Regions from separate parts of the Homo sapiens genome. Here region 2 is linked to region 1. Evidence: chromatin loops called from intact Hi-C (ENCODE). Cell type or tissue: gastrocnemius medialis. All regions are shown on one strand. Links, peaks and the distances in the headings refer to the core of each region. The heading gives the core; the rest is flanking DNA.

Region 1 (4,395 bases), core at 66-4,065:
CTGCCTGCAGCACCCCCCACCAGCCTCCTTCCCATGTTCATCGCCACCCAGAGTCCAGTGGGGGCTGAGGCGGCAGGGGGTTGGCGTGTCGGTGCCGCCCCAAGTGCACGCACACCTGGCTGAGTCACGACAGTACCTGGGCTCAGCCACAGCTTTGCTCTGCTCTGGAGTGGGAGCCAGGAGTGGAGAGAGGCCAGGGAGCAGGAGCAGACACTTCCGAGCCTGTGGGGAAAGAGCCCACAAGAGCGCAGGGATGCTCAGGTCGGGAGCCAGGGCTGGGCGGCAGCAGCGGTGCCCAGGAGCATGGGCTCCTGCTCCACCAATTCAGTAGGGGACAAGGCTCTCACCTGTTCCCAGCTCCCACCAGCGCCACAGAATGCACAACCCCGCTGCACCTCCCCTGCTGCAAGTGGTGTCTTCATAACAGCTGCTCCAGACTGGCCACTGCTGCCATCATTATTATTCCTTTGAATAAACTTCCTACCTTTTTCTGTCTCCCTACCTTCTCTTTAAGATCAATAACTCTTAGATTTGCCCTTTTGAGGTTATTTTCTAGATCTTGTAGGCATGCTTCATTTTTTTTTTTGGTCTCTTCTAACTGTGTATTTTCAAATAGCCTGTCCTCAAGTTTACTCATTCTTTCTTCTGCTTGACTAATTCTTCTGTTAAGAGACTCTGATGCATTCTTCAGTACGTAAATTGTATTTTCGGCTCCAGATTTCTGCTTTATTCTTTAACTATTTCAACTTATTTGTTAGACTTATCTGATGGGATTCTGAACTCCTTCTCTGTGTTAAATTGGATTTCATTGAGCCTCCTCAAAACAGCCATTTTGAACTCTATGCCTAAAAGGCCACATATCTCTGTCTCTCCAGAATTGGTCACGGGTGCCTTATTTATTAATAGTTCCTGTGGTGAGGTCATGTTTTCCTGGATGGTCTTGATGCCTGTTGATGTTCATTGGTGTGTGGGCACTGAATATGTAAGTATTTATTATGTTCTTCATAGTCTGGGATTGTTTGTACCCATACTTCTTGGGAAGGCTTTCCAGGTATTTGAAGGGATTTGGGTGTTATGATCTAAGTCTTTGGTCACTGCAGCCATATCTGCTTTAGGGGGTGCTCCAAGCCCAGTAATGCTGTGACTCTTGCAGATTCATAGAGATACTGACTTGGTGGTCTTGGGTAAGATCTGGAAGAATTTCCTAGATTAACAGGCAGAGACTCTTATTCTCTTCCCTACTTCCCCCAACAAACAGAGTCTCTCTCTCACTCTGTGCTGAGCTGCCTGGAGCCGGGGAAGGGGTTAGAGAAGAACCCCTGTGGCCACCACCACTGGGACTGTGCTGGGCCAGACCCAAAGCCAAGCCAAGGACTGAGTCTCACTCAAGGCTTGCAGTCACCATTGCCTGACAAGTGCCTATGTTCACTCAAGGTGTTAGAGCTCTACAATTAGCAGGTAGCAAATCCAGCCAGCCTTGTGTCCTTTCCTTCAGGGCAATGAGATCCCCCTGGCACTGGATGGGTCCAGGGTTGCCATCTGGGAGCTAGGGCATAGAGTCAAGAATCTCAGGAATCTACCTGGCTCTCTATTATACTACAGCTGAGCTGACAACCAAGCCACATGACATAGTCCTTCCTGCTCTTTCCTCCCACTTCCACAAGCAGAGGAGTCTCTCTGCCACAGCCTGCACCACCCCAGGCCCACGATGAGGACTGCCTGGCTACTACTGGGTTTCACTCAAGGCCCAAGGGCTCTTCAGTCAGCTTGTGGTGAATTCTGCCAGGCCTGAGTCTCTCCCTTCAGGGCAGTGGGCTCCCCTCTGGCCCAAGGCAGGTCAAGAAATTCCATCCAGGAGCCAAAGCCTGGAATTGGGGATCCCAGGATCCCACTTGCTGCTCTATTTCTCTATAGCCAAGCTGGTAACCAAGTTGCAAGACAAAGTCCCCTTTAATCTTCCCTCTCCTTTCCTCACGCAGAAGGGGTCTTCCCCCCTAGAGCCACCACAGCTAGGGATGTGCTGGGTCACACCCGAAGCCAGCACAACTCTGATTCTCACCCAAGGGCCACGGCAAATACTTCCTGTCTACTACTACTGATTATTAAGGGCCCAAGGGCTCCTTAGTCAGCAAGTGATGAATTCTGTCAGTACTGGGCCTTTCCCTTCAAGGCAATGGAGTCCCTTTTGGCCTAGGGTATGTTTAGAAATATTGTCCAGGAGCTGTGGCTAAGCTGGTATCCAAGTTGCAAGACAAAGTCCTCTTTACTCTCCCCTCTCTTCTCCTCAAACAGAAGGAAGAAGTACCTCCAAGAGTTGCAAGCTGTGCTGCCTGGGGTTGGGAGAGGGGTTATGCAAGCACTCCCTTGGCCTCCCGGCTTATATCCCACTAGGTCCCATGCACCCCAAGTCCACTGTCTCCATGGCAAGCACAGCACTAGGGCTTGCCCAAGAATTATAGTCCGTGTGGCCTAGACTGCCTTTCAATTTTATTTAGAAGCCCAGAGCACTTTAGCCCATGATGGCAGGGCTTGCCAGAACTCAGCTTCTGGCCACTGCAATGGATGATTTCCCTGTGGTTAGGACTAGTCTAAATGCTCTCTCCATGGGTGTTGGTTGGGTTCTGCCTGGTGTTTCTTTCTGCTATGACAAGGCAGCAATGAGTTTCAATGCAAATTTCCACAATCACTGCATTCTCCCTCCAACAAGCACACAGATTCTCTCTCCGCACCACATGGTGGCTGCTGGAAGATTGGGCAGAGGTGGTGCAGGCAATTCAAGGCTGTCTTTCCTACCCTCTATAGTGTCTCCTTCCTTAATATGATATTAAAACCAGGTACTGTGAAAAATCACCTGATGTTTGGTTCTTATGAAGGTGTTTTTTTGTGTGGATAGTTGTTCAATTTGGTGTTCCTGTGTGGGTGGACAATTGCTGAAGATTTCTCTTCAGCCATCTTTCTCCACCTCCCTCCTGCACCTCTTTCACAGCTTAGTTTGTGAACAAAGATTCGTTCCTGTTATGATAGCTATTATTGATCGTTCATTCACTCACATATGCATTTATTCAACAGCATTTATGGCAGGTGTTGTTGTAGGAGTTAGGGACACTACAGTGAACCAGAAAAACAATCCAGAAATAATAGATACATGGTACATCCACGCAATGAAATATTTAGCAATAAAAACAAATGAAGTACGAATACATACTACAACATGACTGAACCTGAAAACATTACGCTAAGTGAAAGAAGCCAGAAACAAAAGACTATATATTGTATGATTCCATCTCTATGAAAAGGCAAATCGATAGAGACAGAAAATAGATTGGTAGTTGCCAGAGGATGGCGTAAGTTGAGGGCAAGTGAAGAGTGACTTCTAATAGGTTCAGGGTTTATTTTCAGGATGATGAAATGTTCTAAAAATAATTGGGCTGACGGTTGCACAACTCTGTAAATTTACTAAATCCACTTACTTATACACTTCAAATGGGTGAATTGAATGATATGTGAATTGTATCTCAATAAAGCTGTTAAAAAAGAATATTACATTTAAAATTTTTAAGATTAAATCAATAGATGCAGACATTTAAAAATTAGTAGATACAATAGTAGCTCACTACATGACTACCGGGATTACTTCCGTGTATTTAGATTTTTTTAACTTTTTTTTTCTGCAGAGATGGGGTCTCACTATCTTGCCCAGGCTGGTCTAGAATTCCTGGCCTCAAGCAGTCCTCCTGCCTTAGCCTCCCAAAGTGCTGGGATTCCAAGCATGAGCCACCATGCCCCATCAGTATATTTGTTTTAATATAATGAATACTTCTGCTAGTGAATCATCCAGAACGCAAAAGTAAGTGAGGCATCAACTGACCCAGGCTGAGCTCAGAAGCTCAAGCTCAAATTGAGAAGGCTGCCAAAAAAAAAAAAAAAGATAGTGTGGATTTTCTGGGGCTTTTATTGTCCCCACCCTTTTCAGTTTCCATTAGTCTAGAGAAGTGAGAGTCAGCAGATTGGATGAAATTTCCTGAACCTGGAGCTGTTGAGAAAAGTCTTCCTAAGCCTCCTTGAGTGCTGCAGGCATGGTTTCTTTTGATTCTCCAGAGACAGAGCCTAAAGCACACCCTTGGAAGCAGGTAACCTTTTGCGAAAAGATTCAGGAAGCAGGAGTGAGAGACCACAGAGAATGAGATCTGGAGGGGGAAGCACCAGTCACTAGGACATTATCAAGCTGATTCCCATCTTGGGAAATGGAGCCCAGACCTTCTGGGGACTGTATGAGGCACCACGTAGAATGTAACTCAGAAGTGTCTTTTATTTATTTCTGTTTTTTATTTATTTTTTTTTGAGACAGGGTCTCATACCATCATCCAGGCTGGAGGGCAGTGACGCGAATAGGGC
Region 2 (4,395 bases), core at 87-4,086, 54 kb after region 1:
ACAAGGGGTAGGTACACTATCTAGAGACAGGGCTGAACAGTGGAACCAGGCATTTATCGGGCTACTTTGCTCTGGCTTGGGAAAGCTTGGGAGGAAGAGGTGAAGCCTGCTGGAGTTACAGCAGTGACACCATCTGTGGTTCCAGGCAAAGAACAAATACTAAGAAACAGGACATAGTGCATTCTAGGGGCCAGATACTGTTCTGAGAGCTTTACCTTATATTAACTCCTTTAAGCCGTACAACAAGAAAGTTAGTTTTACTATCATCCCCATTTTACAGATGTGAATACTGAGGCACAAGAGAGGGTAAGGTCTCATATTAAATGTGTGTGTGCGCATGCGTGTGTGTGCATGTGTGTATGTGTGCAAGAGGAAGTGTGCAGGCTGAATTCAAATCCAATTAGTCTGACAACAGAACCACGGTGATGATGACTAAATTAAATAATCGATATCAAAAGCTTAGCAGATGGTACTTGCTAGATAGTCCAACCATTTTAAATAAGATCATTGTTTTTATTACTAATTAAGTAGATAACCGGGAGCTTTTACAATTTGGAGTAAAGCACTAAAGTAGTACTAGAAGTGCGCCCTAGAAAGGCAATGCTGGAAGTCATACACAGGATGGTTTAGAAACGTGCATGGAAGGGAGAAAAACCAGATTAGAGGCCCTGGCAGCTATTGTGCAAGGGTGATAAGACATGAACTGCTATTGTAGCCAAGTGAATGGAACAAGGTAATAAAAAGTAGGGAGATGCTTCTGCAGGAATGAGAAAATGTAGGAACTAATCAGATAGGAGGTGGAGGAAAGGACAGCGCAAGAAATCTGGGGAGTAATGGAAAAAGATGGCTTTGTGTTCTTAAATCTGTGGACTACAAAGCTGAGGAAGAGTGTCTGGATTTGGCTGTTGGAGAAGGAGGTTTTTGGATAAGGAAATATGGATTCTCGCTGAGTTCACTAACAGACATGTTAAGCTTCAAATGATGATTGTCCAGAAGTACTTAGAATTGTACTATTGGAAATTAGAGGAGAGACAGGGCTAGACAAGAGATGTGGACATCATACACATAATTAGCAGTAAACAAAGAAGAGATCATTCTCTAAACAAAGCATGTAACAGACCAATGTGCCTGTGTTATTCTCAGAACCCATCAGGCCAAGGAAAAATTAATGTCAAGGATAAACATAATTGGATAACAAAAGTGGAGCTATTTTGGACCTCTATTTTTATTTAGCAAACACTTATACAGCTCTTACAATATACCAAACATTGTTCTAGATAGGTGTTTTACAAATATTAATTTATCTAAATGTCATTAAACCCTCTCTAAAGTAGACAGTATAATAATCATTATTTTATAGAGGAGAAAACTGAGGCACAGGTCCAGAAATGTGCCCAAGATATGGAGCTAGTAAGGAGAAGGCCTGGGATTCAGACTCAGTCAGTGTTACCTCCTGAGTGGCCTGGACAGGACAGGCTGGCCGAGGCACACCTGTGCAGCCCAGCAAAGCCTCCTGTAGAGATGGCAGCTTAATCTGGGTGTTTACCTCACATCTGCCATTGAATGATTCAATTCATTCAGCCTCTGTTAGCAATGGTGCAATCAAATGACTCCAGGAATTCTGAAATAACGTATTGACCTGCAGGGACCAGAAATTGCTATCAGGCACTGGGAACCTCTCTCAGGCAATGGTCACACTAGGCAAAGGCTTCTGCTACCCCTGGAATCATCTCTCTGCAGGGAGTTCTAGTGCCGTTGTTCCCATCTGGCAGATGTGCAACATGGCTGAAAAAGGGATGCCTGTGGCTTTGGGTGGTCTGCACAATTGTCCTCAAGCTCTAGTGTACACACAAACTGTGTAGGGTGCCTATTACGTATGCAGGTGTACTGTAAACCTACCAGATCAGAAGGACTCTGGGGAAACCCACGGAATCTGCATTTCAACACAGCCAGATGTAAGACATCCCGACCCATTTCTACATTCTTCCTAGTTGACATGGCACCTCAAAGTTGGAGATACATGCACAAAGTTCAGTGCCAAAGGGGAGAATGGAAAAGTCCACTCCCACAATCTCCAGATGATTTTTGCTCACAACACTGGGCCCCTTTGGAAAAAAAAAACCCAGTTTGCAAAAGTTCCTGGAGAGATGGCAGGAGATATATCATAAGGAATTTCCCTGTACACATGGATGCCCCAAAAGCAGCATACTTATCTCAAAGAGCAATCTGACATGGGAAAGGAGGCTCATGCAGAGAGGGCATAAAAGCCTCCTGTGGGCTTCCACCATCTAGAGGCAGCTGCCACTGAAGTGTGGGTGCTGCAGCTGGTGCCAAGAAGCAGCAGTGCCAAGGCATCTAGATCTGCCTATTTTTTGCCTCCTCCCCACCCCCTGACAAAGCTCTGCTTACATTATTTTCCACTGGCTGACCATGCCTGGGGCACTCTGGCTGCAAAGAGCTATTTTAAGAACTCCCATCTTGAGTTCATACGAGGATCTCGTGTTTATTGACAAAATGATCCTACAGAAGTCTTGTTTCACAACTTGGAAAATGCCACAGTTTCATCACTGTTCAGAGCCCACCACACACAGACCCGGCTCTGACCCCTGGTCCAGATACAAAGGTACAGCATTCCCTCACTTCACTCCCTCACTCTCACACTTGACTTCCTTAGTGCCTGCCTTTAGCTTGGCCCCCCGTTGTCTGTTTCTGAGGGAAAAGGGGTGGGGTAGAGAACATCATGAAGGTTCCCTGGGGTAACTGGACCGCTCTCTGGCGTGTGTGCCGAGTTTACCATACAAGAAGAAAGATGCTTCAGAGTTGCATTAATCTGGGGCCTGCTATGGTGCTATTCAGTGGTCTGACGCTTTCGAAACATAGACCTTTTCCTGCAGAGCGACAGACCCTGCTACCCCGTGCTACCTGCAGATAACAAACCCCCACAATAGTGTGGGCTTCTCTGTACAGTCCCAAGAATGGTTGCGTCTGTTTCCAACACCTAGTTAAAGGAACGGCACTTAGGTCATCAGTCTTTGTTAAATGAAAAAGTATGTTTGCTGAAACTAGGGTTTCTCAATGTTGGCACCTTGACATTTGGGGTGGGACCATTCTCCACTGTGGGGGCTGTGCTGTGCACTGTAGGACGTTCAGCAGCAGCCCTGGTCTCCGCCCACTCACTAGATACCAGCAGCACTTCCCCCAGCCTGGACAATCACAGTGCCAAATGTCCCCTGGGGCACAAAGTGGACCAAGCGAGAACCACTAGCTTAAATAAATGCCCATCTGTGTCATTTTTTAAACTGAATTATTACCTTTGAGACGTTGGAATATCATACAAATATTGTATTCTCATTATAGAGAATTTGGAAGAATACATAAAAATACAAAGAAGAAAACCAAAAATGCCCATAATTTTATCCCTTTGTATCAGCCTGTGTTAACATTTAGACGGTATCCTTCAGTCATTATTTCTGTGCTTATATTAAAAATGTGACCACATTTTTACAAAAGTAACTATGTAGATATATATAATTTAAATAATATACCATAAATACAAATTTTCAATGCAAAACCTCACAGTTCACACACAGAAATGTGTTGGGTGTGACTTGAGCTTAGGCAGCTGTGGCAGCAGGGGCAATGCTGCACCTGGTGCCATTGTCCTTACTTTGTATGTCCCTCAAGGGCTGGACATATTCCAGTCCTCGGAGGGCCTTATCTCCTAGGGATTTTCTTTCTTTGGGACACAGGTGTAACTTACTAAAAGTGTGACTCTTATAAGTCACTCCCCTCCCATCGTACCTTGTCTATAGAATGAGGACAGTAATACCCATCTCCTAGCTCATCAACTTGACCTCACAGTTGTGAAGATCAAGTGAGGTGCTGCTAATCAAAATGCCTGGGAAGGTTAGAGGTCATATAACCACCTCGGGAGCCTTGTGTGTAAATCGCTCAGCAGCTCTTGCTGGAGTTCAAGGAGATGACAGTTCACTCTTCTTTCCCCATCTGCCTCAGCTGCCCCACGGATGAAACCGTCCTCGTGCATGAGAATGGGAGAGATCACAGGGCAACCTTCCAATTCAATGCTTTCCGGTTCCAGAACATCCCCAAACTCTCCAAGGTGTGGTTACACTGTGAGACGTTCATCTGCGACAGTGAGAAACTCTCCTGCCCAGTGGTGAGCTGCCTCTCTCCAGAAGGACAATGTTACCTAAAGGGTGCCAGTATTGGAGGAGCTGGAGTTTGAGTGGGGAGATCATAACCAGGCCAGGGCAGCTGTGTGCTGAGGACATCTGGAGGAAATGGCACTGAGTATAAGGGCAGATGCTCGTGAGGGCAGATGCTCAGGGCCCTATCTGCCCTGCCTCCAACAACCCACATGGTCTGGCATGTGTC

Evidence for each region. A loop is a pair of places that touch in the nucleus more often than their neighbours do. Peaks named below come from ENCODE experiments on the same cell type or tissue, not always from the same donor. Only the 100,000 strongest peaks of a DNase experiment are listed, where the experiment ranks them.
Region 2: a loop joins it to region 1, with 2.8 times the contacts of the local background. A loop is called at or near these places in 4 of 110 quality-filtered maps.

Annotation. Positions count from the first base shown.
Region 1 is chr10:112,240,563-112,244,957 of GRCh38, forward strand. No RefSeq gene overlaps it. Among named protein-coding and RNA genes, the nearest start is that of TECTB, 41 kb to the right of the region's middle. RefSeq lists an enhancer at 1-58. In gastrocnemius medialis, for the core only: no CTCF peak of the experiment used is centred there; no DNase peak of the experiment used is centred there.
Region 2 is chr10:112,294,055-112,298,449 of GRCh38, forward strand. TECTB (tectorin beta) reads left to right here. Exons shown (of 11, transcript NM_058222.3): 7 at 1-7; 8 at 4,015-4,177. Among named protein-coding and RNA genes, the nearest start is that of MIR6715A, 3.4 kb to the right of the region's middle. In gastrocnemius medialis, for the core only: no CTCF peak of the experiment used is centred there; a DNase peak (open chromatin) is centred at 2,346; H3K27ac peaks cover 3,057 bases.